Regions from separate parts of the Homo sapiens genome. Here region 1 is linked to region 2. A link is a contact called in ENCODE Hi-C data. All regions are on one chromosome and are shown on one strand. The core of a region is the stretch at or near the end of the contact, and the rest is flanking DNA. Distances in the headings are between cores, read along the strand shown.

Region 1 (3,569 bases), core at 331-2,830, 430 kb before region 2:
CTGTGTCCTCACTCAAGTGTCTCCTCTGCTGTGGGCAGTAACCAGGTTCTCTGTGCCTCAGTTTCTCTGCCTGTAAAATGAGAGTGTGGGCCTGGTTGATGCTCTAAGCAAAAGGACCAGCCCTGGGTTCTTAAGGATGGGTGTCGAAGGCTCAGTCCCTCACCAGACCTCAGGGGTGCTGGGTGGTGTGTGGCCCATCCACATGAGAGGTGGAGAAACAGCACGAGCTGGGAGGTGGGGGCTGGGATGTGGGGCAGAGTTGGGCTGGTCCTGGGCCTCTGGAGAGAGCAGAGGGTGGATTAGCAGGGGCTTCCATGCTCAGCTTCTGCCCCCATCCCCTTCCCCCCAGGGAGGGCAGCTCGAGCAGGCGACTTCTGAGAGGAAAGGGCCAGAAATGTCCCCTTTCCCAGGTGTGCTGGACACCGGCCTTGTAGAAGGGGCGCTGACTTAGGTTAGAGGGTCTATGTGCATATGGAGAGGTGCGTGGCATGCTCTGTGCACCGCCAGGAGGTCAGGGTAGTGGGTCCGGGGGATTTGGGGGTGTCATGGACTTTCTCTGAGCCTCGGCATTGTCACCTGTAAAATGGGAGTGGTACTCCTTGCCCTGTCTCCTCCAGGGGTTCTTGTGAGGAGCAAAGGCCCCTGGGGAGGTCCTCACTTGGGTTCATCATCTTCTCCCAGACTCCTGGGGGCTCCATGGGGGCGCTGCAAGGGGCCTGCAAAGGCCCTGGTCATAGACCCATGTTACAGAACATGGGAACTGGGCTCTTCCTGCCTTGGTTTTAGCCAAGAACTGGCAAGGCGAGAACACACCCCAGGGCAGCGAACTGCCCGGCTTTAGTGGGGTGTTAGATGGCCCGTGTGGGCCTTGCAAAGGAGGGGGCCTCCATCCTGCCTCCAGGGTAAGTGTGGGGAAGCTGACCTGTGACTCCTGGGGCTGGCAGTTCACCCCCAGGCTGGCACCAGGCCCGTTCCTCAGGAAGCCTTACATGGGGAGACCATGGCAGGCCCGCTGCTGTGACAGTGTGACAGAGGCTTCGGTGGGGCAAAGGAGAAGAGTGCAACAGGCCAGATGTGGTCCTCCTTGACAGGGACCTTGGGCTAACTCACAGGGACTTTGCTCAGAGGAACACTGGAAGGGTAATGTGACCCCAAAACAGAGTCTGGGTGAGTGGACAAAACCCAGGGGCCGGGGTCTGTGAGCAGCCCAGCCAGAGGACGATGCGGCTGTGAGAGCCTGCAAGAAGGTGAGCTTCTGAGAGCTGCCGAGGGCCGAGCTCCAGGAAGAAAAGACCCCGCTGGAAGAGTAAGGCTGACCCGGTCAGTCAGGTTCCACCCTCCCTGCACACCGTCCCCTCTCTTCTGACCCCACGCCCCCTCACCCTGGAGGACTCAGGAAGCACAGCTGGTGGACAGGGCTGCAGGTATAAGATTCGCTCAAGACTAGGACTCTGCTGGAGCCCTTAGCTGGTAAGGGGCAGGGCCAGGTGGCCAGGGCAGGTCTGATTCTGGAGTTTGCGTCAGCTCTTGGGGAATTGAGCAACCCCGGGTCAACTGACTTGCTGCTTGTCCTGTTCCCAGGCCAAGGCCCTGCAAGTACCCGAGGTGGGGGCCCTCAATGCCTTCTCTTATTTATAAATAGCGAGAGAGGAAGGAAAGAAGGGAGGCCTGGAGGAGAAGGAAAAAGCTGAAAGCACGGCATCTGTGGTGCCCTCTGCTCTTCCGGCCGCCATTAGCACAGCCTTCTTTGGGGATCTTCATGGCTTTATTATTATTTTTTCATTTATAGAAAGAGACCGGGTCTTGCTATGTTGTCCAGACTGGTCTTGAACTCCTGGCCTTAAGCGATCCTCCTCCCTCAGCCTCCCAAAGTGCTGGGATTACAGGCGTGAGCCGCTGTGCCCGGCCTTCATGGCTTTTCAATGTTCCGGAGATCCCTTTTAGATGCCGTACCCTTGGGAAGAGGTCATGCTCCCAGCCTTCCCCAGGGGGTCCCCCCTGGGCAGGGATCTACCCGCTGAGAACGGAAGATGATGCGGTGGGGAGGTGGCCACAGGGAGAAGCTTCAGGCTTTAGGGGTCGAGATCAAGCCTTTACACAGAGCTGGAAGAACAGAGACTGTTCAGATCCAGGAAAAGTACCTACTGTGTGCAGGCACAGTGCTGGGCACGTTCATATACCTTCTCTTTATTTTATCCTAGCACTAACGCAATGAGGTCAGGATGATCCATTTTACAGATGCAGACATTGAGGCTTGGGAGATTTCGTGCAAATTGTCCAAGGTCATGCAGCCAGTGAGCGGCACTCCAGGAGCTGATGGCAGCAACATCAGCCTCTGTGCCCTCTGACAGTTTTGTACCCTGTGATCTTGTCCTGCTCCCTCATTTTACAGACAAGGAGCCCACAGAGGGGAGTGACTCTTCTGTGAACACACTGTGAGCAGGGGCAGGTGGTTCAGTGACTCTCCCAGGCAAAAGGGTCTCCAGGGTCTTAGGGCAGGGGCCAAAGCTGTGGGGAGGGGCAGAGGTATCTGCCCAAGGACCCAGGGACCCCCACACAGAGGAAACCCTCTTCAAGCAATGCGGAAACCACGTCATTTGCATGGCGGGTCGCGGGGCCCCTAGGGCGTGGTGGGAGGCAGCAGAGGCATTTGGGTCTCAACCTTGGGGGTTCACAGGAGCCCCATGGACTGCAGGGTGCAGCTACATCAGGCCAGGTCGTCACAGCAACGCCAGGGCCAGTGACAGCGGAGGCCCGTCTGCCGTCACGGAGAGGAATGGCATCTGCGTTAGGAAGGACTGACCACATCACAGGCAGGCAACCCGGGGGTGACACATCCCACTCCCGACTCGCTGCCTGTGATGTTGCTTTAGAAATGAGCTGGGGGCAGACAGGAAGACTGGGCTGGTATCCGGTTCTTGGAGCCAGGCTTTGTGCTAAATGCCAGGGTACAAAGACGCCGGGCATGGTCCCTGCCTGCAAGGAACCCTGAGTCTAATGAGAGACGCCCCAGCCTCTCCCACCGTCACCCTCCAAGGGGCCTGCTGATGTCGCCTGCTCCATCTCCCACGACCCCTCCTCCTCGCTGCCCTCAGCATCTCCTGCCAGCTGCAGGCTCCTTGGTCTTGGTTCCCAGCCTTCTGTCCCTTTCAGATGGACCTAAGCCCCCTTCCTACAATCAAGCCTGACTCTCCTTAAAAGCTTCCAGCGGCTGCCACCACCTGCGCAACCTCCTTAGCCCCTGCCAGCATCTCCCACCTGTATTCATCACTCACCTGTTGCTGTCACAACACAAAGCAGCACCTGGCTCCTCCGCCCCCTTCTCCATGCCCGTACTGCTGCTGCCTCTGCCCAAACGTCCTGACCCGCCACCCCCGACCTGGCAGTGCTGACTTCTCAGCTTCTTTCAAGAGTTCCCTCTGCCATCATTTCAGGGAGGTCAGAGGTCCCTCCTAGGGGCTCCTGTGACAACCCGGGTGCATCTCTATACTGCCCACACCCGACCAGTTTTGGTTAATTATTGGTTCCCTCGTGCCTCCCCGCAACCTTGACACCCTTGTATGGGCGCT
Region 2 (3,912 bases), core at 124-2,623:
AGGCTGGAGGTTGTGGTGGGACACAGTGTTGCTGACACCTCTGGCCTCCAGCCCTGCATCCCTAGGCACCATGTGACCAGGCAGTGAGAAGGACGGGGCCTCACTCCCATGCCAGACTGCTCCTCGGGCTGAGCAGGACCTGAAGCTCTCAGGGCTTCCACCAAAGCCCAGCAAACTTGGGGGAGGCCTGAGGGGGCATCAGCAGTCCTTAAAGGCCTGAGCTTGCAACACTCAGGCAGGACTCGGCTGAGGGCCTCTGTGGTGCCACCATGGGGTAGGAGGTAAAGAGAGACCCTGGTTCCAGCCTGGGAACCAGTGGGTGCCCTGAAGGGAGGGGAGGCCTCAGGGAGTTCGGGACAGGAGTGTGCATGGTACTGGGCGGCCCATGGGGGCTCCTGGCCTCTTGGTTCAGGCAATCCCTGAGCTGGGGACACATTCCATCTTAGGTCCAAGAGACGGAGGTCAGGAGCATCCCTAGAACGACCTCCCAGGCACGAGGAAGGCCCGGGGCAGGGCCGGGCGCAGCGTGGCTGGCTTCAGTACCCTCGGGCATCTTGACTCCTGCCCTCTGGGACTGCAAAGGGATCTGCGGGCGCCTCTGCTGAGTCAATCGTCTGGTAGGCACTACGGTCCTGAGAAGACCCAAGGAAACCTAGGTGACAGGGGACATGGTGGGAAAGAAAAATGAAGGGTGAGAACTCGGGATGTTCAGCTGAGTCCAACCCAAGATCCACCCCCGCCACCCTCGGGCTGGGCATCCTGACACCATGCACAGAGACAGAGGCAGCAGCCCCAGGCCCTAAACCTTTAGCGTGTATTATTCATTCAATCCTGCCGTATCCCTGTGCGACGGGTATTTTTATTGTCCCCACTTTACAGATGAGGAGACTGTGGGTCAAAGGGATGAAGTGACTTGCCCGAGATCACACAGCTCAAAGCTGATGATGCTGGGACCCACGCCTAGGCAGCCGAGTCCAAAGCCAGGCTCCTGGCCCCTGTGCCATGGGCTTCCCCAGGCAGCACGTGCTTAGGAACCTGGGCAGAGGGACATCAGCCCCGGGCCCACGCACTCCTCTCCAGCTCCCCTCCCAGGTACAAGGACACCACATTACCATATCCAGATGGCCTCGGAGGCTGGGGCTGGGTCCAAGGCAGGGCCGTAGGGCTCCGAGTACGCCACATGCCTCACTCCCATCCCCTACTCTGTACATTCATCCCGGGACCCTGAACAAGTCCCAAAGGATGTGGGCCTCAGTTTCCTCATCTGTCCAATGGGAGAAACATTCTGGCACCCCTCACCTGGGGGCAGGCCCAGGCAGTGCTGAGGTCAGCCACTGTGGGCAGCCCCAGGCCATTCCCACCCTCAACCAGCTGGTGGCAGTCACAGGCCACGTGGGGCATCTCATCTCAGGAGTGAAAGGCAGAAGGCCACACCCTACCACCTCCCTCCACTCCTCTCAAAGAGAGAGAGAAAGGAAGAGAGAGAGAGGTGTCAGAGAGCAGGCAAATGGCTCGGCCACCAGGAGAAGGAGTACAGGAGTTCAGAGAGGGCGTGGGAGAGGGCAGGTGTAAGGCTGGGTGAGTGGGGAGGGGCCGGTGGGCAGGGAAAGTGCCCCCTGTTCAGGGCTGTCTTCACTGAGGCTCCCACAGCCTACACTGGCACGGGCTCTGCCCTGGCCACCTAGCAGTCTCTGCAGCAGGAGAGGGAAGACCCCATGTGGCAGGAAATGGGGTTCCAGTGATGGGCCCCGGTGAGAACAGAGAGGAGACCTGTAGGTGCCCGTGGCCCTCAGGATGGAGACAGCCCAGGGCTGCCCCTGGGAACTAAATGGTACCCCCAGCTGTGCCTGTGTTCTGGGCTGAGAGAAGGGCCCAGCCTCAGCTTCACAGCAGAAGAAGGTCACGGCAGACCAGGACAACCAGGGGACCCCTGGGCTCCTGCAGCAGAGACTAGGAGCTTGGACCTGTCCAGCCTAGTACAGAGCGCCCATGCCACGCTCTCCCTGCACCTTGAGCCCTGGCCCCATGGGGCAAGGCTGGCTCACTGAGGGAGAGGCTGGAGGCCAGGCAAGGGAGAGAAGGGAGCGGTGAGGAGCTGGCTGGAGGTGGTGGCCTCACCAGTGTGGACCAGGAGCTCACCCCCGCGCTCCCGGTACATGTGGTAGACGAAGCAGCAGGAGAGCGGCTTGAGCAGCAAGCTGAGGATGGCCATGCCCACGCCAAAGCGGCCCGTGTCCGTGAGGCTGACCCGCGGGTAGAAGATGCTGATGTGCACGATGTCCAGGAAGATGGTGGCCAGCAAGCCACCCAGAAACTGCAAGACACACCACACTGATGAGCACAACACCCCCACCACGCTCCGTGGCTCCCCCGCCACACACCGGATGGGAAGCCGTTTCATGCCCTGCTGTGTCCTTGGGGCTTGCGGGAAAATGGATCAAGCAAGCAGGCAGGGCCCCGCTGGGGAGCCGCTGGCTGAGACTGCAGTCTGGGGGCAGGGATGCCGGGGGCCCAGGTCTCGGTTCCACCAGAGCCTCCCTCCCCACCCATTTCCCGTCATCTCCAAGGCCATGATGGGCACAAGACTTGGCTCTAGAACCTCCATAGAGGAAGGTTCCTTGGAGTTCACCCAGTCCTTCTCCAACACAAAGAAAATCTCTTCTCAGTCATCCTGAGGCCCTGGCCTCGGCTTGAAGAGCCCGTGCGGGAGTGCTCACTGCCCCACGGGGCTCCGTGGGTGCTGAGAAGCTCCCCCTGTGGGAGGTTTCGGTGGGGCAGGGTCACCTCTACTTCCTAAAGTAGTGAAATGCCCTCTTGGCCGGGTCTCCCAGCCATATCCCCTCCCCTAAAAGAGAGCCGCAGAGGGAGGTTACAGGGGATGTTCCACTGCTCTTGCGAAGTGGCTAATCCGAGGCACTGGTGGGACCCACCCCATGGCTTTCCTCAGGGAGATAATGGCAGACTTGGGGTTCTCTAAGCCAGACAAGAAGAGCAGCAGGCTGGGCTCCTGAACACAGGCATGGGCCGGAGCCCAGGAGGCTGATGAACAGGCTTTAGACAATGGGAAGTGGTGGCCCAAGGAAGAGGGGGAAGATTGGGATGGGACGGGGTAGCAGAGCCAGGCTATGTCTTGCCCTGTGCTGCGGCTCCCCGCCTTGCCGCCTCTCCCCCACCCTGGCTCACCATGCTTATGGCGTCGATGGAGTCCCGCTGAGCCACAGCCCACACGCCCAAGGCCAGGATGGTGAAGTTGGCCCAGGCATAGGAGCCTGAGAATACAATGCAGCCCCTGTAGGAAGAGGTAGCTCAGTCCCGTCAGGAGGCCACCACCCCGCAGGTCACCTCCCTCCTGCTCCGGCGTCTCAGGGCCTCCTCCCAGAACATGCCATAGTCTTCGAGGCCACCCGGCTGTGTGCCAGCAAATCCCATGGGCTCCGCCTCCCACCCAGACCCTGGATCTGGCTGTGTCCCTGTAGATCCAAAGCACCTCCCTCTCCTGGCAGATGACAGCCGCAGCCACCCTGTGCCAGCGTCCTGACTGCCACTCTGTTCTCTAAACAGCAACCGGTAACGTAGTCAGATGCTGTCACTCCTCTGCTAAAAATCCTCCAACAGTTTTCTGTCCCATTTGGAATAAAATGCAGACTCTTCACCAGGGCCTAAGGGGCCTGTGGGATCCCGGACACAGCCTCGCCCTACTGACCTCCCAGCCACTGCCCTGTGCGGCGGGCGCCCTCTACCCTGACACCTGGCCCTCCTTTTGTCATTCACCCTGAGACTCGAATGTTCACCCTGAGACTCCTTCCCTTGCCCACCGGTGCTAAGTACAAGTTCGTCACTTTCCTAACACAAGGCCCGCCCTATTCTATTTTTAGGGTACTGATACTGACATTGTTGACTTACTTGTCAATC

Evidence for each region. A loop is a pair of places that touch in the nucleus more often than their neighbours do. Pooled maps may share reads with other maps.
Region 1: a loop to region 2 is called in a pooled map of psoas muscle, with 2.7 times the contacts of the local background. The contact joins two enhancer-like sites. A Hi-C loop is called at or near these places in 1 of 50 pooled maps.

The regions. Positions count from the first base shown.
Region 1 is chr1:12,178,487-12,182,055 of GRCh38, reverse strand. The region is part of intron 1 of TNFRSF1B (TNF receptor superfamily member 1B); the gene reads right to left. LOC124903844 (a long non-coding RNA gene) reads right to left here. Exons shown (of 2, transcript XR_007065466.1): 2 at 1,747-2,103. Among named protein-coding and RNA genes, the nearest start is that of MIR4632, 11 kb to the left of the region's middle. RefSeq lists an enhancer at 2,189-3,156. Within about 2 kb of position 1,580, at least 24 of the 41 ENCODE cell types and tissues checked have a DNase peak (open chromatin) inside an H3K27ac peak, as active enhancers do.
Region 2 is chr1:11,746,817-11,750,728 of GRCh38, reverse strand. It overlaps AGTRAP (angiotensin II receptor associated protein), which reads right to left. Exons shown (of 5, transcript NM_020350.5): 3 at 3,184-3,289; 4 at 2,119-2,314; 5 at 1-652. The coding sequence ends at 537. Among named protein-coding and RNA genes, the nearest start is that of AGTRAP, 13 kb to the right of the region's middle. RefSeq lists enhancers at 1,191-1,867, 1,868-2,544. Within about 2 kb of position 1,373, at least 3 of the 41 ENCODE cell types and tissues checked have a DNase peak (open chromatin) inside an H3K27ac peak, as active enhancers do.